Linked DNA regions of Mus musculus: region 1 is linked to region 2. The links are chromatin loops, found by intact Hi-C in ENCODE. Cell type or tissue: left cerebral cortex. All regions are shown on one strand. Each heading gives the region's core, and the rest is flanking DNA. Links, peaks and the distances in the headings are about the cores only. Region 1 holds the start of Gm41909 (a long non-coding RNA gene). Region 2 overlaps Dis3l2 (DIS3 like 3'-5' exoribonuclease 2).

What was found. A loop is a pair of places that touch in the nucleus more often than their neighbours do. Peaks named below come from ENCODE experiments on the same cell type or tissue, not always from the same donor. Only the 100,000 strongest peaks of a DNase experiment are listed, where the experiment ranks them.
Region 1: it touches region 2 in a loop (1.9-fold over the local background); 2 of 42 quality-filtered maps call a loop at or near these places.

Annotation. Positions count from the first base shown.
Region 1 is chr1:86,926,223-86,938,423 of GRCm38, reverse strand. It overlaps Dis3l2 (DIS3 like 3'-5' exoribonuclease 2), which reads right to left. Exons shown (of 21, transcript NM_153530.2): 10 at 7,591-7,670. It overlaps Gm41909 (a long non-coding RNA gene), which reads left to right and starts at 10,319. Exons shown (of 3, transcript XR_878338.2): 1 at 10,319-10,496. In left cerebral cortex, for the core only: no CTCF peak of the experiment used is centred there; a DNase peak (open chromatin) is centred at 6,601; H3K27ac peaks cover 1,655 bases.
Region 2 is chr1:86,979,695-86,991,895 of GRCm38, reverse strand. Dis3l2 (DIS3 like 3'-5' exoribonuclease 2) reads right to left here. Exons shown (of 21, transcript NM_153530.2): 13 at 1,571-1,804. Among named protein-coding and RNA genes, the nearest start is that of Gm41909, 58 kb to the right of the region's middle. In left cerebral cortex, for the core only: no CTCF peak of the experiment used is centred there; DNase peaks (open chromatin) are centred at 5,355, 5,576 and 6,056; H3K27ac peaks cover 850 bases.

The DNA.
Region 1 (12,201 bases), core at 2,549-10,548, 54 kb after region 2:
CCCATATAACTATGGACATTTGATTTTTGACAAAGAAGCCAAAACCATACAATGGAAAAGGGAGAGCATCTTCAACAGATGCTGCTGGTCTAACTGGATGTCTGCATGTAGAAGACTGCAAATAGATACATATTTATCAACCTGCACAAAACTGAAGTCCAGATGGATCAAAGACCTCAACTTGAAGTCAGATACACTAAATTTAATAGAAGAGAAAGCAGGGAATAGCCTTGAATTCATGGGTACAGGAGACAAATTCCTGAACAGAACACAAATGGCTCAGGCACTAAGGTCAAGAATTAATAAATGAGACCACATGAAACTGAAAAGCTTCTGTAAGTCAAAGGACATCATCATTAGGATAAAACAGTAGCCTAACAGATTGGGGAAAGATCTTCACTAACTCTACATTTGACAGAGGGCTAATATCCAAAATATATAAAGAACTCAAGACAGACACCAACAATCCAGAAAACCCAATTAAAAATGAGGTACATACTTAAACAGAGACTTCTCAATGGAGGAATTTCTTTTTTTTTTAATATATTTTTTATTAGGTATTTTCTTCATTTACATTTCCAATGCTATCTCAAAAGTCCCCCATACCCTCCCCTCCACTCCCCTACCCACCCACTCCCACTTTTTGGCCCTGGCGTTCCCCTGTACTGGGGCAAATAGAGTTTGCAAGTCCAATGGGCCTCTCTTTCCAGTGATGGCCAACTAGGCCATCTTTTGATACATATGCAGCTAGAGTCAAGAGCTCCGGGGTACTGGTTAATTCATAATGTTGTTCCACCTATAGGGTTGCAGATCCCTTTAGCTCCCTGGGTACTTTCTCTAGCTCCTCCATTGGGGGCCCTATGATCTATCTGATAGCTGACTGTGAGCATCCACTTCTGTGTTTGCTAGGCCCCGGCATAGTCTCACAAGAGACAGCTATATCTGGGTCCTTTCAGCAAAATCTTGCTAGTGTATGCAATGGTGTCAGCGTTTGGAAGCTGATTATGGGATGGATCCCCAGATATGACAGTCTCTAGATGGTCCATCCTTTCGTCCCAGCTCCAAACTTTCTCTCTGTAACTCCTTCTATGGGTGTTTTGTTCCCAATTCTAAGAAGGGGCAGTGTCCACACTTTGGTCTTCGTTCTTCTTGAGTTTCATGCATTTAGCAAATTGTATCTTATATCTTGGGTATACTAAGTTTCTGGGCTAATATCCACTTATCAGTGAGTACATATTGTGTGAGTTACTTTGTGATTGGGTTACCTCACTCAGGATGATGCCCTCCAGGTCCATCCATTTGCCTAGGAATTTCATAAATTCATTGTTTTTAATAGCTGAGTAGTACCCCATTGTGTAAATGTACCACATTTTCTGTATCCATTCCTCTGTTGAGGGGCATCTGGGTTCTTTCCAGCTTCTGGCTATTATAAATAAGGCTGCTATGAACATAGTGGAGCATCTGTCCTTCTTACCGGTTGGGACATCTTCTGGATATATGCCCAGGAAAAGTATTGTGGTATCCTCCGGTAGCACTATGTCCAATTTTCTGAGGAACTGCCAGACTGATTTCCAGAGTGGTTGTACAAGCTTGCAATCCCACCAACAATGGAGGAGTGTTCCTCTTTCTCCACATCCTCGCCAACATCTGCTGTCACCTGAATTTTTGATCTTAGCCATTCTGACTGGTGTGAGGTGGAATCTCAGGGTTGTTTTGATTTGCATTTCCCTGATGATTAAGGATGTTGAACATTTTTTCAGGTGCTTCTCTGCCATTCGGTATTCCTCAGGTGAGATATCTTTGTTCAGCTCTGAGCCCCATTTTTTAATGTGGTTATTTGATTTTCTGGAGTCTACCTTCTTGAGTTCTTTATATATATTGGATATTAGTCCCCTACCTGATTTAGGATAGGTAAAGATCCTTTCCCAATCTGTTGGTGGTCTTTTTGTCTTACTCACGGTGTCTTTTGCCTTGCAGAAGCTTTGCAACTTTATGAGGTCCCATTTTTTGATTCTCGATCTTACAGCACACACCACTGCTGTTCTATTCAGGAATTTTTCCCCTGTACCCATACCTTCAAGGCTTTTCCCTACTTTCTCCTCTATAAGTTTCAGTGTCTCTGGTTTTATGTGGTGTTCCTTAATCCACTTAGATTTGACCTTAGTACAAGGAGATAGGAATGGATCAATTTGAATTCTTCTACATGATAACAGCCAGTTGTGCCAGCACCATTTGTTGAAAATGCTGTCTTTTTTCCACTGGATGGTTTTAGCTCCCTTGTCAAAGATCAAGTGACCATAGGTGTGTAGGTTCATCTCTGGGTCTTCAATTCTGTTCCATTGGTCTACTTGTCTTTCGCTATACCAGTACCATTGCAGTTTTTATTACAATTGCTCTGTAGTACAGCTTTAGGTCAGGCATGGTGATTCCACCAGAGGTTCTTTTATCCTTGAGAAGAGTTTTTGCTATCCTAGGTTTTTTGTTATTCCAGATGAATCTGCCGATTGCCCTTTCTAATTCGTTGAAGAATTGAGTTGGAATTTTGATGGGGATTGCATTAAATCTGTAGATTGCTTTTGGCAAGATAGCCATTTTTACTATATTGATCCTGCCAATCCATGAGCATGGGAGATCTTTCTATCTTCTGAGATCTTCTTTAATTTCTTTCTTCAGAGACTTGAAGTTCTTATCATACAGATCTTTCACTTCCTTAGTTAGAGTCACGCCAAGGTATTTTATATTATTCCACAAAATAGAAACAGAAGGTACTCTACCCAACTCATTCTATGAAGCCACAATTACTCTGATACCTAAACCACAAAAAGACCCAACAAAGATAGAGAACTTCAGACCAATTTCCCTTATGAATATCGATGCAAAAATCCTCAATAAAGTTCTCGCTAACTGAATCCAAGAACACATCAAATCAATCATCCATCCTGACCAAGTAGGTTTCATCCCAGGGATGCAGGGATGGTTCAATATACGGAAATCCATCAATGTAATCCAGTATATAAACAAACTCAAAGACAAAAACCACATGATCATCTCGTTAGATGCTGAGAAAGCATTTGACCAAATCCAACACCCATTCATGATAAAAGTCTTGGAAAGATCAGGAATTCAAGAGCCATACCTAAACATGATAAAAGCAATCTACAGCAAACCAGTAGCCAATATCAAAGTAAATGGTGAGAAGCTGGAAGTAATCCCACTAAAATCAGGGACTAGACAAGGCTGTCCACTATCTCCCTACCTATTCAACATTGTACTTGAAGTCCTAGCCAGAGCAATTAGACAACAAAAGGAGATCAAGGGGATACAAATTGGAAAGGAAGAAGTCAAAATATCACTTTTTGCAGATGATATGATAGTATATATATAAGTGACCCTAAAAATTCCACCAGAGAACTCCTAAGCCTGATAAACAGCTTCAGTGAAGTAGCTGGATATAAAATTAACTCAAACAAGTCAATGACCTTTCTCTACACAAAGGATAAACAGGCTGAGAAAGAAATTAGGGAAACAACACCCTTCTCAATAGTCACAAATAATATAAAATGGAGGAATTTCAAATGGCCAAGAAGTACCTAAAGAAATGTTCAACATCCTGAGTTATCAGGGAAATGTAAAGTATACCAGCTGTGAGATTCCACCTTACTCCCATCAGAATGGCAATAAGGATGTGACTATAAGGTACCCAGATGGACATCCCATTAAGATCCCTGCTTAGTCATGGACAAAATCTAAATTCTAATCTCCATAAAGTATCAAAAATAAGTGGATTAAGATTTGTTCATTAATTTTTCTCATTCATCCATTCTTCACTCATTCATCTTTCCTTTGTGGTTTTAACATTTTCACAAAATTGTTCAGAACTCTTTCATCTCTCCAAAAAAAGCCCAAGTTCATTAGCAGCTGTTCCCATCTCCTGCTCATTCACTTCTAAGGCCTGGCAAGGACAGCCCAGCCATGTTCAATGACAGAGCAAACCTTAGAAAATTCAAATTACAAAACAAGATGCAGAATTGTGGGGTTCCAGAATCAACTAAAGCTAAAGACTCTGCCTGACAGTTTGCTAAAGAACCCATCTATCTGACAGTATGGTCTTTGACACCCATGGAAAAGCAATAACTGAACAAAATGGGTACATATTATCCAGATCCCAATTCTTTCAGTAAAGATGAACTTTCTAGGAGAGCTTGCCAGGCAGGGAGTCATACACCGTAGACCTCTCAGAGGCAGAAAGACTCTATGACGTGGTGAGTGGATTCACACTAAGAAATCAGCCACAAAACATGAAAGGATATTTAGGTTCCTTAGCTGAGATGTGATTCAGAAGAGAAATGATAGATCTTGTTTGGAAAGATTTTCACACGAGACACTGTATTTGTGCTTCAGGGCACTGAGGAGCATTAACAGGACTAACAAATGAAACATTGCAGAAAGATAACAACAGTATTTCTGATTCTTTCAGGGGAGGATTTCCTAAGAGTCACACAATCTTATGGCAGAACAGACTGCCTTTGGAGTAACAAGTTCAAATGCAATCTGGATATTCAATAAAGTGAATGCTGCAAGAGTTATTAAGAAACCAGAGGGTGAGCTTACAACTGTGGTATTCCCAGACTAATGTGAGGTCAACTGTGAGGTGTGCTGCAAGCAATCTGTTACAATCATAAAATACTGAACTGGGATTTACTGTCTTTAGATTCTGGGATATCATTACAATACCACTTTTTATTAAATATTTTCTTATGCAAAGTGAAGAATCCACATTGCTGGGGAGTGCTCCTTCTCCTTAGGTGTGTTTGGGGCTAAAGGAGCGAATCCCAGATCAGATGCATGGTAGAAGCTCTGCTTTGGAAGGGAGGTGGGGATACACCTCCTCCTCCTTTCGGTTAAATTTAACATGTTACACAATTGATTGTCTGTATCTTGCACCTGATAGGAAAGACCTGGGTGTACCCTGGAACTCTATGGAAGGAAGTGTGAGCATTGGAAAGCTCTATCTGTCTGTAGAGTTGATTTTTCACACAATAGCCATTCAGATGATTTCTGTGAGACCAAAGAAAAACATACCTTTTATACAGTATTTTATTTAAATAAACACAGATTATATAAATATGGCCAGAAAACATTATTTGCTTTTTAAAACAGTAAATATTTTCCTCTAAGTAGGAACTGACATGAACTGGTAACTAATGGAATCTGAACTTAGCCAAGGCCATCCCAATCCAAACTGGACTTGCCTATTTGCTTTTCATCTCCCTGGATAAATGATCCTGGCAGATCCAGCTGTCCCAATGGCCAACTGTGGAAGTGCCACCATAAAAATGCTTGACTGACTACCTCGGCTTTTCCCAAGACTTCGCTGGTTTCTTCCTTATGCTGTTGCCCCGCCAGATGCACAGATGTCAACTGTCTCTCTGGAATGCAAGAAATACCAAGCACATAGAAGGAAGGCTCTGATCACTTGGTGCGATGGGTGACTTCTGGGCAGCTTGGGATTCCTGTCACCTCATAATTTTTTACTACAAAGCTTTTTCATTATAAAGCTACTATTACCACATTATAAAATTTGGACAGAGAGGAAAATGGCCTATGATCCCATCTTCCTAGGAGGTTAGGTTCAATCTCTGTACTAGGTACGCTGCTTGTCTCCCCTCAGGGCTCTCCTGCTATAGCTTTATGACACCATCTACTCTTTATTTATTCTCTTGTCCTTTAAAAATAGGTTAGCAGTAATTCATATAAATGCTTATTATGAGACAGGCAACTCCATGTGGTAGCCTGATCAAAACCAGCAGCATGTCCTCCTGACTTTCCAATTTCTACCTGTGGATATTTCCCCACCATCCAGGATGACCCACCTCTGTCTCTTCTTTGTCCCTTCTGCCACCTGTTTCCACAGATTCTTCTCTTTCTCGTCTCTGTTACCTCACTCCTCACGGATCTTGCTTATAATCTCCAGTCCAGGTCTGTATGCCTATACGTGTGACTTTTTCTGGCATTTTCCTGGCCTACCTCTTCTCCTTTTCCTTTAGTCTTTTGATAACTTATTTCTCCCTGCTGTGGCTGAATTCCTGCAGAACAATGTCTATGTGATTTTGTATGGTCTGACAAATAAAGAACATTACTTGCTGCTCATCTGCTTTTCTTGCAGCATTTTCTCCATGAAACCTTTGCCCTCACACTTGCATAGCAGAAGTGTGAAGTGGCCCTGCAGAGTGAGTGAGGAAGGACATATGCTAGCTCCCTGCTCTCCCTGCAAGTTCAAGAGTTTGAGGCTATCAGAGATAGAGAAACAGATATTAGACTTCTGCTATAAACAACTTAAAACTAGAGAGAATAAACGGAACAGCTGTTTTCAACCACTAACAGAGAGGAGCAATAACCCCAGGAGATGAAGGCCCAGCATCACCAGGTCTCTGCCTTGGGTACTGTTCATATTGGTGTTTTAGAGAGTAGGATCTGCAGAGAGAGGAGGCTTGTTCAAGCAAGAGGTGCACAGCAGAGCGTAATCAGAATGTAAGGCGTTGGGCCAAAGTTTGCTCTTGTAAATAGGCTGTCCTAATTTTAGATTATAGAAACACAACTGAGAGTACTGTGCTGAAGATACAGCTCAGTAACAGAGTGTTGCCTAGCACGCATGAGTCTTATGCACAGGATTATTTGTGGGGTGGGTGGAGAGAGCTCCTACTAAAAGAAGCTAAGCAGTTTTAGGCAGCATGTTCTGTCTCTTAGCTTCTGTCTGATAATCATCACTATTTATTGCAACAGAGAAGGAAACACTGAGGTTTGCACCAGAAGAAGATGAGGGGTGAATACTTTGAAGGTAGGCCATCAATGCTCTGTGGCAGACAAACATAAAAAGTTATGCATACCTCACTGGTACACCATCAAAGGCCATGTTAGTCTAAAGTAATCTTCAAGAATAATAAATGTCATAGTAGTCACCAAGGCACCCCTAAGAAAAGGGTCAGACATACCTAGAAAATGTATCTGCAGGGATGGAGAGAACTGTTAGGGGTTTTTTCCTCACACTGTCTCCAAGTCTTTCGACAATCAGCTGCTACTATTCTGTCTACTACAATCATCCATGACTGAGACCCTGACTTTTTGAAAAGTCAGTTGGCCATTCACAATCTTTTTTTTTTAAGAATTATTTTATGTATGTGAGTACACTGTCGCTGTCTTCAGACACAGTAGAAGAAGGCATTGGATCCCATTACAGATGGTTGTGAGCCACCATGTGGCTGCTGGGAGTTGAACTCAGGACCTCTGGAAGAGCAGTCAGTGCTCTTAACCACTGAGCCACCTCTCCAGCCCTCACAGTCTTTTTAATAGACAAAGAGCTACATGGTATAGAGGGGCTTCTGCAAGTCAGGCCTAGACAACCATGTCTTAGGAGGTAGTGTCTGCTGCCACCCCACTCTACTTAGCTTGTATAGCCAATTTCGGGACTGAAGCAACCCCGTCCTTGCCCATTAGGCTGCTGAAACAGCACAAGGAAGCCTGACATGGGTGTACAGCACACGGGTGTGCAGGTTGCTACGGCACAGAGTAGCAGAGGAATGTCTATCCTACCATCAGTGAGCCGCCTGCAGGCGAGGGCATCATCAAGGTCGCGAGCAGTTGATGGATCAATGGTGAAGATACAGTCTTTCCTAGGAAAGATGGAAAACAGAATTATCACAAATAATCCACTGTCACAGAATGTTAAAGAACAGTTGTTTTGCACATAAGGAGAGAGAAATGTGAGGCTAGGAGAGTCAGAGATGTGATCACCATTCTCTTCCTCTTTGTGACTTGACTCAAACTTCTCCTTGCCCCAAGAGAGAACAGGTACCATCAGGCAGCAGGGAGGTTTGATCTGTGGCCTCCCTGTCAATGGGGATGGGATCAGGTCCTTCAAGGATCAGCTACAGATACTTTTCTGCACCCTCTCTCATTCAGGTAAACAGAGTATGCCAAAGAATGTTACGTGGTATCTGAGACAGGGACAGGACTCAGGAATAGTTATTAAAAAAATGGGGCCAAATAGTTAATCTGGCTAAGCATAATATAATTCTATTATACCATATCAGAAACATTCCAGATCACAGTTTGTGTCCCTGGGACAGCCAACTGCCTCACTCAGAACACACACAAAAGGTTGAATGTGGTAAACACATCTATAACTCCAGCACTCCTATGGAATATGCGATAAAAGAACTGCCCAGAAGCTCATGGGTCAGCTGGCCTGGGGTGCACAGTATGACAGAAACAAAAAGAGAGACCCTGCTTCAAAAAGGTGGAAGGGGAGGATCTACCCGTGAAAATTTTGCTATGGCTTCTATACATACACTACAGCAAGCTGAAGACACTATATACTTCAGATAGGACTAAGAGGACCTGAGCTGGATCTGACTGGAAAACCTCCTCTCTGGAACTAGCTTTCATTATACCAGAGGGCATTATGCAAGTTTCCAAGGAAGAGAAGCAAACAAAAGTCCTACTTAGCTATATGGGTATACAGCATGTAGATGTGTAGGCTGCCTACTGCACAGAGCAGCAGAGGAATTTCTATCTTACTGTCAGTGAGCCTGCAGGAGAGGGAGTTATGATGCGTATAAACAACAACAATGAACATCATGGCAAGATTAACACTAAAGGTGCAGTAATGGCATGTATAGCTTGATGGTAAACAAGAGCTCTCTAACTGAGCACCAAGGCCATCAACTAGAGAGAAAGCATGCCTAGTACTAGAAACCTAACTATCTATGGATAGTGAAGTCAGGATCTACTAAACCAGCATAATCCCTAACTACATTTGAAAAATTTATCCTTATACCCACAGGTAGCCAGTGGGATGAAGCTTCCAGGTTGATACTAGCTTGATCTCCCAAGTCCTATGAATTCTGGAGGCGACCAAGAGCAATGCGCCTTTAATGTTTGTATGTGGGGGAGGGTCTAGAATAACTTCATTTCAACTCTTTTTATCTATCTATGTATATATGTACATGCATATTCTACAGTAATATGTTTCCATATGGCAATTTCAAAAGTCTGTTATTCTTTCCCATATTCCTTTCTCTACCCTGTCCTTCTAACATCTACCCCATTTTTAAAAAGATGTATTTATTTGATGTTATTATGTATGCCTGAGTGTATTAGTGTATTACATGAATGTAGTATCAACAGAGGCCAGAAGAAGGCATTGGGTCCCTTGAAGCTGCCATTACAGGCAGCTGGGAGCAACCTGACATGATGCTGGAAACAAACTTTGGTCCTCTGTTTTGACCACTGAGTCATCTGTCCAGCCTTTTTCCTAGCACTCTCATTTAACCCTGCCTGTTCCACTGTTCCCTTCCCCTACTCTACAGTACTTGTATTCTCTCTCCTTTTTCTTGAAATCTTCCCCTCAGGGCCCCTTTACTAGTTTCTTGACTTCTATGGGTACTCTAATTTAAACACACATATCTAAAGACCCAAAGCTAAAATGTATATATATATGAAAGAACATATAACATTTGTCTACAAGGGACTGGGTTATACCAAAAAGATTTCCAGATTCATCCACTTGCCTGCAAATTTCATAATTTCATTTTTCTTTATAGCTTAATATTTCATTGTGTGTATTACTACATTTTCATTTTCTATTCATTAGTTCACTGTCTTCTAGGCTCTTCCCCATTACTGGCTGTTGTGAATAAAGCAATAATGAATACAGATAAGCAGTTTTCTCTGCACTAAGGACTGAGAATCCCTGGGAAATCTGTCCTGGAGTGGTAGAGCTGGACCATGTGGTAGATCTACATCTAGCCTGCTGAGGAGCTTCCACACTCATCTCCATAGTGAATGAGGCAGTGTGCAGTCCCACCATCAGCAAAGTGCTCCCCTTTCCTCCATCCACACTAGCTAGCATTTGTTTCCTTTACTCATTCATTCATTCATTCATTTATTTAGTTTTTAAATCTTAGCCGTTCTGACTGTATAAAATGAAATATTGGATGTGTAGTAATAGAAAGCCCCAGGAGGATTAAATTGATTCTCACTATACAGTAATAAACTGTACAATGGGGAGGACCTCAAACCTAGTTCACAAGGTAAAGGAAAGATACATTGCTCCTTGCTCATTTTTGTCTCCTCCATAAAACCTAGTCAAATGCTTTATGAACACTGAGTACTCAATAAAAAGTACTTGTGCAACTAAATCTGACATGTCACACAGGGTAGCAGGGATGCTGTGGTCCTTTTATTTCATCATAATGACATCATAAGATGCTGAAAGAAAGTCCTTCAAGGTCAAAATAAAAAATGCTGTTAGCTTGGGTGGGGCATGGCTTATTAATTTACTTGGAGGATTAACTAGTAAGTTGTATTTTTGTAAATGTCTCCAGAAGCTCTGGGGCATTCATTTCTAAGAACACAATGAACGAATGCTAATGCCTACGAGAACATTTCCAGCCTGAAACAGACCCAGTCATCAGCAATACAGTACAACTTCTGTGGTTAGTTTATAAATGGCTTTTTCCCCCTTGCTCTCCCACAGTTATTTTCTGAGTAAAATTCTAGTTTATTCCACCATGATCTTTTTGATCTGCTCTTAAGCCAGGAACGTAAAGTCTAAATTAAAGTGAAAATCAAGGAATAGTACTCAGGGGTCTTACTGAGAAGGTAAGCTGAACAAGTGATATTCTGGCCTGCCACCTGCTTGTAAATAGCCTGAAAGCCAACATCAGCTTTTGCATTTTATTACATTTTTAATTTTTATTTTATGTTATGGGTGCTTTGCCTGCTTGTTTGTAGGTGCACCACTTGTGTGTTTGATGTCTGTCATAGCCAAAAGCGGGTGTCAGATCCTCTACAACTGGAGTTACAGACACTTGTGAGCTGCCTTATGAATGCTGGGAATTGAACCTGGGTCCTCTAGAAGAGCAGCCAGTGCTCTTAACTGCTAAGTCATCTCTCCAGCCTCAGTTTTGCATTTTTAAATGGTTGAAAACAAATCAAAAGAGAATCATTTCATGGCACATGAGAATTATATTAATTCACTTACATAAATTCAGATATTGTTTGACTGGGACAGGCATACTTTTTTGACACAATAGCAGAGTTGGTTAGTTGTAACACAGACAGTATGCTAAAAATCTTACTGTGTGAGGGGATGAGGATGTAGCTTAGTGACAGAACAGCTGCTCTTGCTCAAGGCTTGATCCTCAACACTGAAGAACTTTCCTACATGCTCTTAATAGAACACTGATAACTTCAAGTTGATTTTCTAATCTATCAAAGAAAAAATTCAATTTATATATGCTGGACCAATCTCCTAATTACGGGACTTAGTGCTTTTAAGTCGGTACCAGCAGTCCTGCCAGATGCATTTGCCAGATGCATTCCCTGGCTCTTTCCTGTCATCCAGCATCTTCCTGAAGCTGGGTTCTGCAAGGAAGAGCCTTTGGAGATCAATGGCCTGTAATGAGACATTCTACACAGACCTCCAGTGTAACTTTTGACCTACAGGAGGCTTTAACACCACATAGGCCCAGCCTGAGAGACATTGTAAGAAGCCAACAGGGGGCTATGCTGCTAACTGCAGGAAGGCTGATGGATCCAGGAGCCAGTCTAAGCAGTGTTCTTTTATGTATACTTATGGATAAAGTTGGTATAATACAAGGAAACAGTCTTGTGAGCTAATCTCACAGATGCATACATTTTTATGCTTTATTTTTATTTTATTTTATGCTTTATGATTCTGTCTTTATTTTGACTCAGGAAACTCAGAAAACCCATCTCCCAGAAGACATTTGTGGTTTCTAGCTTCTACCTATTTTTCTATTCAAAGATATGTTTTGCCCCATTTCCTAATTTTAAGAATGTCATTACATTATATACAGTATCACAAGCTTCTCAAATCTAAATTGGGGAGCATAAATAAATCCATATATACTAAGATGGGACTGTTGAGGGCATGCTGGGACAAAGAGCCATGCAGTATGGGCTAAGAACAAACTTCTAGATAGTATCAAATTTAGAATGCTCCGAAGGAGGATTTGCTCTGCTGGAGTGAACTCTAGACTTGCAGTCCTACTATGGAGATCAAGGCAGTAATAGGCAGTGCATGCCCCTGATAAGCCACACTCCTCAGTGCCCAGTGAGTTAGTTAACCTACTGTCATCTCCATGATCAGGAACCTGCCATGACAATGATGGTGTG
Region 2 (12,201 bases), core at 2,147-10,146:
TTCCTGTTTTGGCTTCCTGAGAGATGAGATTATAGGTGCCAACATCATAGATTCCTAGTCTTTTTGAGAAAACTAAACCCAATTCATTTTCTAAAGACTTTCCTAAGCCCCACGGTTCATTTGTAAAGTGACTTCAGTCTTCCTAAAGACATTCTGAAGACTTGTCTTTCTAAAACATGGATGTGTTTACAGAATAAACAGCTTCCTTTTGAGAGTTGTATATGATCTGTCTGTCTAATGTTTAGTCTAAGCATAATTACAAAAATCTGTGCGACTGGTACACTTGGGTTGGGGGCACATATATAATGCTCCAGTGTATCAGTGGGAGAAGAGGATGCTGGGAAGCCTGTGTGCCATGCTGTGGGCATCAAGCACTGCTTTCTGCAGAAGGAAGGGTGAGTGAGCACCACTGTGCTGCTGAAGGGCAGTCAGGCAGATAAGGCAGGTAAAGAAGCTAGGCTTGAGTGAGGGAGAAAGGTCAGACACAAGTTCTGGTGTCATTAGCATCAACTTAGCCTCTTGGAATCAGGGAGGGACTGTTGGTGGAGATGACAGGATGGTGGGCTGCAGCCTCAGGACACCAAGCATGAAGCAAGGAGCAGAGGAAGTAATCTCCATGAGCGGAGAGAACTGGTGACATAAAGGCTTCACAGAGGAGACCTGGGAGTGCTCCCTCTGCCTCTACTTTTTGAATAGTTTAAGGACAACTCGGTGCAGATCTTCTTTGAACATCTGGTAAAATTTTCCTGTGAATCCATCTGGCCCTAGATTTTTCTTTGTAGCTGGAAGTTTTTTGTTGTTTTGTTTTGTTTTTACTGTTTCAATCTTATTTGTTATGGGTCTGTTTAGGTTGTTGACTTCTTTTTGGTTTAATTTTGGTGGTTTGGCTGAATCTAGAAACTCATCCATTTCTAATAGAGTACAGTTTTTTAAAGTATGCCCTTATGAAACTCTGAATTTCTTAGGCATCTGTTGTAATGTTTCCCTGTTCATTTCTGACTCTGTTAATGTGGGCCTTCTTTATTTCTTTTGGCTACTTGGACCAAGGGTCTGTCAATCTTGCTTATCTTCTCAAAGAACCAGCTGTTGGATTCATTGATATCACTGGGGGTGTACCCTGGAAAGTCTATCTTGCCTCTGCTCCTTCACATGCCTCTGTCTCTCTGCTTACTGGCTGCCATGAGACAAGCAGCTCCACTGGGCCACATACTTCTCACATGCCACCCCCCCCCCCAACTATGGGCCAGAAACAACAGAGCTATGTTCCAAGAGCCTCTGAAACCACAAGCCAAAAATATGTCCTTCCTCCCTTCTTTGTCCCAGGGACCTGTCACAGCAATGCCATCTACAAGTGAGAATTCAATCATGGACACAGGTTTTCCAGGTAAGAGCAGCTGGGAGTCACAGAACTCTGTACACAGATACCATCTTACCCTAACTCATATTACCATGGTGTGGCAGGGGCAGGGGAAATAGGTGGAGAGAAAGAGGCCACCAGGATATTTCTCACCCTTGAGTTTTGGGCACAAGCCAAACTCAAGACCACATAAAACAAAAGAGACTCACTGACCTGATCTAAACGGAGTGCGCCATCTACAAAGCGCTGGCGGCGGAGTTGCTTTGCAATGCTGTGCAGGTTCAGGACTGCCTGGTGCACCTCCTCGACGCTGTGCTCTGGAGAAATTGGGGGAAGCTCTTCCTCAGGGATCTTCTCAGTTGGATTTTCGATCATGCTCTGGGCATGGTCGTAGCTCAGTTTGGTGCAAGAACGGATGATAGTGCGGCCAAACCACTCTTCAAGGATCTGCAAAGACAGACTGTACTTAATCTCTCTCTCTCTCCTCTCTCTCTCTCTCTTCTCTCTCTCTCTCTCTCTCTCTCTCTCTCTCTCTCTCTCTCTCTCTCTCTCTCTCTCAACACTGACTGGTGCCACATGGATGAACAAAATGCAGAGGTTGCTGCCTTCTGGCAGTTTAGACTACCAGGCCCTAGCAGAATTCAAGAGACAGCTGAGGTCTACACTCTTCCCCAGCACAAAGCAAGGCCACGTGGAAGACTTGCACTGAATGGCCCATGGGAAGTGTTTCCATTTGTTTGGATGAATGGTCATCAATGTCACAAAGAGGGAAGAGAAGATAGGATAGCTGCCTGAGACACGAGATGGGACTATGACGCCTGGCTGATACCTTTGAGAAAGAAGGAAAGAGAGGAACTCAGCAACTCTCCACACACCGAATCTATGTAACACAGCTTCTATCCTAGATGTATGCAGTGACCCTTGTGATTGATCACCCTCCATGAAAGAAAGAACTATGGCTTTTTAAAAATGACAACAGGGGCACTTGGAGAACAGCAGTTACTGTTCACATTATTTTAAAAAAAATTTTAAAAAAGATTTATTTATTTTTATTAATACAAGTACACTATAGCTGTCTTCAGACACACCAGAAGAGGGCATCGGATCCCATTACAAGTGGTTGTGAGCTATCATGTGGTTGCTGGGAATTCAACTCAGGACCTCCAGAAGAGCAGTCAGTGCTCTTAACCACTGAACCATCTCTCCAATCCCTACTGTTCACTTTTCTTCCTCCTCCTCCTCCTCCTCCTCCTCCTCCTCCTCCTCCTCTTCTTCTTCTTCTTCTTCTTCTTCTTCTTCTTCTTCTTCTTCTTCTTCTTCTTCTCCTTCTCCTCCTCCTCCTTCTTCTCCTTCTCTTTCTCCTTCTCCTTCTTCTTCTTCTCTTTTTCCTTCTCCTTCTTCTTCTCTCCGTCTCCTTCTTCTTCTTTCTTCCTCTTCCCCCCCCCCTCCTCCTCCTCCTCCTCCTCGTCTTCTTCTTCTTCTTCTTCTTCTTCTTCTTCTTCTTCTTCTTCTTCTTCTTCTTCTTCTTCTTCTTCTTCTTCCTCTTCTTCTTCCTCTTCTTCTTCCTCTTCTTCTTCCTCTTCTTCTTCCTCTTCTTCCTCCTCCTCCTCCTCCTCCTCCTCTTCTTCTTCTTCTATATAACAAGTCTGGAATCTGTAATATTAGATTTTTTTTTCTTCAAAATTTCTTAAACTCTACTTTTCGGATTATTCCAAGAATGATCCCTATTGCAAATAGCAAGAGACTCTATGAGATCCTGTCTTCTCTAGCAATCAGGCCTCATACCTGGTACTCACAAGGCCTTGCATGCTATAGGCAAGGACAGCTTCAGAGCCCGTTCCAGGGGTTGGGAAGCAGTTTGGAGACAGATGCAGCTAAAGGTCTCTACAAGAAGCCATCCAAGTGACCAGGCTTGAGATCCGAGCATACCCACAATTCCTGAATGGAGCCTCAGCCTCCTTCATAAGGAAAATGGCTCTGACCTCTTCATTCTTGTGGTCTCAAAGTTTCCCCTGGCCGGGCAGTGGTGACGCATGCCTTTAATCCCAGCAGTTGGGAGGCATAGGCCGGCCTGGTCTACAGAGTGAGTTCCAGGACAGCCAGGACTATACACAGAGAAACCCTGTCTTGAAAAACCAAAAAAAAAAAAAAAAAAAAAAAAAAGTTTTCTCTAGAGACGTAGCTTCTTTCTTTTCTTTTTTTTTTTTCCTTTCCATTTTTTATTAGGTATTTAGCTCATTTACATTTCCAATGCTATACCAAAAGTCCCCCATACCCACCCACCCCCACTCCCCTACCCGCCCACTCCCCCTTTTTGGCCCTGGCGTTCCCCTGTTCTGGGGCATATAAAGTTTGTGTGTCCAATGGGCCTCTCTTTCCAGTGATGGCCGACTAGGCCATCTTTTGATACATATGCAGCTAGAGTCAAGAGCTCCGGGGTACTGGTTAGTTCATAATGTTGATCCACCTATAGGGTTGCAGATCCCTTTAGCTCCTTGGGTACTTTCTCTAGCTCCTCCATTGGGAGCCCTGTGATCCATCCATTAGCTGACTGTGGGCATCCACTTCTGTGTTTGCTAGGCCCCGGCATAGTCTCACAAGAGACAGCTACATCTGGGTCCTTTCGATAAAATCTTGCTAGCGTATGCAATGGTGTCAGCGTTTGGATGCTGATTATGGGGTGGATCCCTGGATAAGGCAGTCTCTACATGGTCCATCCTTTCATCTCAGCTCCAAACTTTGTCTCTGTAACTCCTTCCAAGGGTGTTTTGTTCCCACTTCTAAGGAGGGGCATAGTGTCCACACTAGGTCAAATCTAAATGGATCAAAGAACTTCACATAAAACCAGAGACACTGAAACTTATAGAGGAGAAAGTGGGGAAAAGCCTTGAAGATATGGGCACAGGGGAAAAATTCCTGAACAGAACAGCAATGGCTTGTGCTGTAAGATCGAGAATTGACAAATGGGACCTAATGAAACTCCAAAGTTTCTGCAAGGCAAAAGACACCGTCAATAAGACAAAGAGACCACCAACAGATTGGGAAAGGATCTTTACCTATCCTAAATTAGATAGAGGACTAATATCCAACATATATAAAGAACTCAAGAAGGTGGACTTCAGAAAATCAAATAACCCCATTAAAAAATGGGGCTCAGAACTGAACAAAGAATTCTCACCTGAGGAATACCGAATGGCAGAGAAGCACCTGAAAAAATGTTCAACATCCTTAATCATCAGGGAAATGCAAATCAAAACAACCCTGAGATTCCACCTCACACTAGTCAGAATGTCTAAGATCAAAAATTCAGGTGACAGCAGATGCTGGCGTGGATGTGGAGAAATAGGAACACTCCTCCATTGTTGGTGGGATTGCAGGCTTGTACAACCACTCTGGAAATCCGTCTGGCGGTTCCTCAGAAAATTGGACATAGTACTACCGGAGGATCCAGCAATACCTCTCCTGGGCATATATCCAGAAGATGCCCCAACTGGTAAGAAGGACACATGCTCCACTATGTTCATAGCAGCCTTATTTATAATAGCCAGAAGCTGGAAAGAACCCAGATGCCCCTCAACAGAGGAATGGATACAGAAAATGTGGTACATCTACACAATGGAGTACTACTCAGCTATTAAAAAGAATGAATTTATGAAATTCCTAGCCAAATGGATGGACCTGGAGGGCATCATCCTGAGTGAGGTAACACATTCACAAAGGAACTCACACAATATGTACTCACTGATAAGTGGATATTAGCCCAAAACCTAGGATACCCAAGATATAAGATACAATTTCCTAAACACATGAAACTCAAGAAAAATGAAGACTGAAGTGTGGACACTATGCTTCTTTCTTTTCTTAATTTTCTTCCCAAATGAGTTCTCCCTCAGCTCAGTCCTGTGTACATGTGTGTTAGGCAGTCTGTTTTCAGCCTGCTGACAGATGGTGGCAGCTTACATTGTGTGCCACCCTTTTCATTCCTACACCTCCCAGTGAGCTAGCTCATGAACTCCTCCCCACACTCAGGTCTTGATATCTGTCCTCCTGTGGCCTGCATCCTCCTTCCTAGTACATGACACTCAAGTGAAGGTAACTACTACACAATTAGCAGATTTCTGCTGTACAAAGTTGGAGCAAGAACAGCTGTAGAATCTGATGAGTGCTCAGAGCATTCTAAGTTTTATGCACAAACCTTTACAGTAAGCTGTACAAAGCTCTTAGATGTTCTTCTGCCTACATGCCCACATGTCTTGGCTCTACACATCAGTTGCTTCCTTAGTCCCCTCTGATTGTTGAGCCCTGACTAGCAGCCATGTGTCACCCTATGTTGCCTACTATTCCTCACCAGAGCCTGGCTACATGCCTACTAATAGTACACTATCTTATTAGAAGCACCTGTTCTACCTAATAGGTACCTCTGCTTCTTTGTTTCCTTCTTGTCAAGACAGCCTTTCTCCAATGCCCACATGGACACTACCAAACTTTCTACTTTAGGTGCTGGTTTCCATAGCATCTTTACCTGATTTCCCTTCCTCTTTTGCCCTTCATCCCTTCTTCACAAACATACAAAGGAGAGCCTTTTCGAACTTCCCTTCTCAGCCAAGGCTGTCTGGCTTTACCATGGCTTGGGACTTGTGGGAGGCACAGCTGACATGTACTAGAATAGTTTCTAGCCTGGGAAAGCAGTCTTGAAAGTACCTCTGGGGAAAGCCAATAGAAGAATGCCAGCCAAGGGCAGCTGCCCACAGAGAAAGCAGCAAAGACCCACATGGAGGAAACCTGGGAGCAGCCAGCCAGGGTAGAAGTCAGGCTTCTCTCAATGGAACACCTCATTAATTTCCAATCTGAAAACTGTACTCACATCAACACCAAGTCCATAACCAGAGCCAGTGGCAGAAGACAAAGGGCTTTTCATGGAAAAGGTAGAAAAAAAAAAGGAGGAGGGAACACATGGACAGTACCCCTGAGGAGATCGTGTCCTGCCTCCTTTGCATAACCACAGGATTCAGGCCACACTGAACTCTACACAGGATTCTAGCACATACTGTGGGGTGCCACTGTTCAGAATGTCAGCTTAAGCACAGTCTCTCCACAGACTGAAGACACATGGCTGAGAAACCCATTATCTAAGGAGGTATCCCCTCCTGACCTACTCAGTGCTGCTGGTCCCAGCCTCAGGTACACAGCCTTTGAGCATCACTTTGACACACCAGGGGAAGCTGGGCAATCAGGTGGGAAATACTCAAGAATCATGCAAACTCTTAGGTCCATACCTGAAGGTTCAGAGTAAAAAAAATATATATATATATAGTGGATTCATGTGGATGTGTGTGTGCGCGCACACACACACACACACACACACACACACACACACACTTTTTTCTTTTTAGCGGAAGGTCGTAACGTAGATGATGAGAATCAAAATATACCTCAAATATATTTCTACAATTATACCTCATTTCTACAATTTATAGATATAAAGGCGTGAAGAAACCTTTGGACCTCCGTCCTATTCCATGAACTTTTTAAAAATTATTCTCTGAAAAATATTAACTCATTGAGACATATTTGGTTCAAAAAACTACTAATAGAGCTAATTTTAAATTTTAAATAACTAGATGTGAAATGAGTTCTGAACCTCTGGGCTTCCTCATACAGAACTTTTAGTTCAAAAAGCCTGGAAGGCAGAAAGAAGCACTTTCCTGACTGGAACAAAAGCAGGCTGTCTGGAGTGGTGGTGGTGCCTGGGGGCAGCAGATTGCTGCTGCTTCTTAAAGCTATGAAGGCAAGGCTAGTCTGGTCAACATGGCTATCCCAGCCAACATGGCCGTCCTGGCCATCCCAGCCATCCTGGCCAAAAGGACAGTAAAAGGTGTCAAGAACAAAGTGTCTGAAAATGACTTGGGCAGAGGTGGAGAGGCGGGGACAGCAAAGGGCAGGAGGTTGCTTGATGGAAGGAAAGCTGATTCCTTATGGAATGACCTGTGACTAACTAGTCAGAAACTATGGGGTGGCTTCATATAAGCAGGGGGCAGGGTTGGGGGTCCTCCTTCATTAGGCCCTCTCTCAACTGAGGCCTGAGGTGACAGAATGAGACTGACAACAAGAGAAAGACAGCAGGGCAGAATGAAACTGTGGCAAGGCTGCCTCCCACCAGCAGCAGCTCCTTTCATCTCACAGGCTTGCTCTTGCTGTGTCAAGACCACCAGTGGCTGGGAAAGGACCAGTGCCTTAGAAGCCCAGCAACACAGGTTGGCTGGTTCCAAGTTAGCCAGCCTGTTTGGGTTCTAAGTCAGTTTGTGCACATGGTAGAGTCTGCATAGAGAAGAAGCTGGAATTAACTATACAATCTTATCACTCACTGGCTTGTCCTTCAGTCTCAAGAGAGATTAGGTCCTTTCCCATCCTGATCTGATGACAGCTATGTAAGCTTCTAAACCAAAGACAAGGAAGCAGAGGAAACCAAATCTTTGCCACATACAGCATCTAGATCAGGGGTTTTCAATCTGTGGGTTGCAACCCCTTTGGGATTATATCAGACATCCTGTATGTTGGTTGCTAACATTAGGGTTTATAACAGCACCAAAGTTATAGTTATGAAGTAGCTATGAAATAATTTTATGGTTGGGGGTCACCTCAACATGAGGAACTGTATCAAAGGGTTGCAGCATCAGGAAGGCTGAGAACCATTGGGCTAGAGGGAGCCGAAACTCTAGCTGTGGCCAGGAGATAGGAATTGTGTTCCCGTAACAGTGGGTAAAGGTACTCAAGCAGGTATAATCTTCAAAGTGTTCCACTGTCCTCAAGACTGGCAGGAGGCATCTTTTTTTTTTAAATATTTTTTATTAGGTATTTTCCTCGTTTACATTTCCAGTGCTATCCCAAAAGTCCCCCATTAAAGGCTCATGTTTGGGACTCATCTCTCTGTACAGAAAGGAAACTGGAGGAGGGGAGGGAGAAAGAAGGAGAATGTGGGAAGTAGCAGTGGGGGTGGGGGGTGGGGGAATTCTGGATCCAGGAAACATCACAGATACCTTCTGCCTGGTGAACCTAGTACCCCAGCCTTCCTTTGAACAGGTCCATTGTAAGCCAGCTCATAAAGCCCCTTGTCCTTGAAAAGACACTCCACACCATAACCTTTTCTGCTGCTTACTGAAACAAACACCTCATTTCATATCTTGAAAATGTTTCATTTTGGATTCTGCTTTTCATCCTCAAGCTTCACTGCTTCACAACTGAGTTCCGTTGCTCCTCTGATGTGACCTTAGGGAAGCCATCTAGCTGGCTGGTGTCTTCAGTGGAAAACTGGGACTTGAGGGATATGGAACAGCAGCTCCTTCCATCCCTCCCTTGCTACAGAGGTCCCACCGACAGTCCTGAAATAAAACAGCTAGGCTCTGCCCCTTGTAGTGACTAAGAGGAGAGATTATGGGAACAATTTCTGATTCTCAGAACTAGGCTTTGAAGCTACTTCCTCCTGGAGTTTCTCAGGTATTTAGTAGGGTGCCTAGGTATGAAACACAGCACCTAGCACTGCTTTTAGCGAAAGCCTTAAGCTACATGGCACTGTGGGAGTCTTGCTTTGGACCACAGTAGCCCAGGAAGAATACAAGCTTTTCAGTGGTGGCATCTGGCAGGTTAATGGTATGAAAGTCCACAGGGGTCATTAAGGAAATGAAGAGCAGCTCTGTGGGGAAGCATGGCAGGGCTACCTGAGACACTCCACAACTCCCAGCATGCAAGTTCATAGGATTGGGGTGGCTGCTGGGGATGCACATGCTTATTTGGGGCCCACCATCTCACTAAGCAACAGGAATAAACAGAACAGTGAAAACCAAGGCAAAGTGTTTTCTGGGTAGAGGGCACTGAACTATGAGGAAGACGTAAAACTCTGGTCCGGGCTTAAGAGTCTGGCAGGAATACCCGGGGATCCATCCCATAATCAGCCTCCAAATGCTGACACCATTGCATACACCAGCAAGATTTTGCTGAAAGGACCCTGATACAGCTGTCTCTTGTGAGGCTATGCGATGCCTGGCAAACACAGAAGTGGATGCTCATAGTCAGCTATTGGATGGAACACAGGGCCCCCAATGGAGGAGCTAGAGGAAGTACTCAAGGAGCTAAAGGTGTCTGCAACCCTATAGGTGGAACAACAATATGAACTAACCAGTACCTCCAGAGCTCGTGTCTCTAGCTGCATATGTTTCAGAAGATGACCTAGTCGGCCATCATTGGGAAGAGAGGCCCATAGGTCTTGCAAACTTTATATGCCCCAGTACAAGGGAACACCAGGGCCAAGAAGTGGGAGTGGGTGGGTAGGGGAATGGGGGGGAGGGTATGGGGGGTCTTTTGGGATAGCATTTGAAATGTAAATGAAGAAAATACCTAATTAAAAAAAACTGTAAAAAAAAAAAAAAGAGTCTGGCAGGAGAACAGAATGGAACAGAACTGGCCCTGGAGTGCAGGGAAAATGACATTTACCCCTGGGGAACCTGACAGGGAGCATCGAATCACCTTCCCATGGTCTACTGAGCCCCATTCCCAGCCCCTCCCTTTATTCTAGTCAAGGTAGGAGAAGAGCTGACCCTTGTCCTGTGGGAACTCATTGCTCTCATAGGCTGAGTCCTTCTTTACCAGGCTCCCAAACTGTGACTCCTTCCTCACTTTGTCTGTCTTTCACTCAGCCTACAAATGCACTCCAATATCTCATCTACTTATTAAAAAACAGGCGAAAATGTCTCAAAATGACTTTTGCTTTTAAGTTGCAATATGCCTTTACTGTAAGAAATTTAAAACATGCAGCCAGGGGAAAGGGAGAATAGACAACTACAACTAGGAAAGATGGACTTCTGTCTGGATGGGGAAATGTCTGAGATTTTCAATACCTTGTATGGTATCTGAGTGCAACAAATACCATTCAATATTTACTACGTGAATAAGAATGTCACCACTAAGAACATCACAAGGCTTGGGTTTCAGTGTGAGGTTCTGGACTTGATCCTGGAAGAAATGGCATTTTAGCTGGATCACAAGGGATATACATGCTTCCTGCTCGCAGATCTGAGAGGAAGGGTCTTCAAGGAAGGGACCAAGTATGTATGGAGTTTCAGTGACAAGTCCCTGTTAGGCTTAAAGAACCCCTCAGTAGCAAGAACAGAAGATGAGGGCTGAGGCATGGTGGTGACAGATGGCTATGCAGGGGGAGAGCTGGTTTCCGTAAGTCATGCTTCAATACCTCTCCTGGACATATATCCAGAAGATGTCCCAACCAGTAAGAAGGACACATGCTCCACTATGTTCATAGCAGCCTTATTTATAATATCCAGAAGCTGGAAAGAACCCAGATGCTCCTCAACAGAGGAATAGATACAAAAAAATGTGGTACATTTACACAATGGAGTACTACTCAGCTATTAAAAAGAATGAATTTATGAAATTCCTAGGCAAATGGATGGACCTGGAGGGGCATCATCCTGAGTGAGGTAACACAATCACAAAAGAACTCAAATGATATGTACTCACTGATAAGTGGGTATTAGCCCAGAAACTTAGTATACCCAAGATATAAGATACAATTTGCAAAACACACGAAACTGAAGAAGAACGAAGACCAAAGTATGGACACTTTGCCCCTTCTTAGAATTGGAAACAATCACCCATGGAAGGAGTTACAGAGACAAAGTTTGGAGCTGAGACAAAAGGATGGACCATCTAGAGACTGCCATATCCAGGGATCCATCCCATAATTAGCCTCCAAATGATGACACCATTGCATACACTAGCAAGCGTTTGCTGAAAGGACCCTGATATAGCTGTCTCTTGTGAGACTAGGCCGGGGCCTAGCAAACACATAAGTGGATGCTCACAGTCAGCTATTGGATGGAGCACAGGGCCCCCAATGGAGGAGCTAGAGAGATCTGCAACCCTGTAGGTGCAACAACATTATGAACTAACCAGTACCCCGGAGCTCTTGACTCTAGCTGCATATGTATCAAAAGATGGCCTAGTCGGCCATCACTGGAAAGAGAGGCCCATTGGACTTGCAAACTTTATATGCCCCAGTACAGGGGAACGCCAGGGCCAAAAAATGGGAATGGGTGGGTAGGGAAGTGGGGGGGAGGGTTTGAGGGACTTTTGGGATAGCATTCTAATTATGTAATTGAGGAAAATACATAATAATAAAAATATTAAAAAAAAAGATTGGACTTTTGGGGTTAATCAGGACATGTGGCCAGAGGAGATGAAGAAATTATATAAAGGAATTAGATTCAGCTTCTAATGGGGAAACAATAATGGCCTTATTCTAGAAGGCCCCAGAATAAGACAAAGTGGACTGGGATTAAGGTAGTCACTGTACTAAGAGAAAGAGGCTTCCCCTCTGAGGAGAGGCACAGCTGAACAGCTTTGACTTGCTCAATGTAGCAGATGTGTGAGAGGGGCATTAACAGATCCAGAAGACAGGGGCTTATTTTCAGGTTGCAATGGGAGCATTTTTACTGATGAAGAGCAGGGAAGGATGGAGAAAAGGAGAGAGAAGTGCTGATGTGAAAGGAGAGTGCCATCAGCACTAGCTCCAGGGATGCAGAAATGTTCTTGCAGGTGCTGAAAATACCCACATTAAAAAAAACCAACAACAATCACAAAATACACTGGGGCAGCATTCTCATAGCAGACAGTGCCTGCCTCAGAAAGCAGGATATTGTAGTAGCCTAAGGAAGATTGCAAAGCTTTGTCCACTCCGGTACCACTCCTTCCAACCTTTTGCCTCTATACCAAGATAAGCCCTCACAACCTGCAAACTAAACCTGGGGTTTCAGCCACACAAGCTTTGGACATGC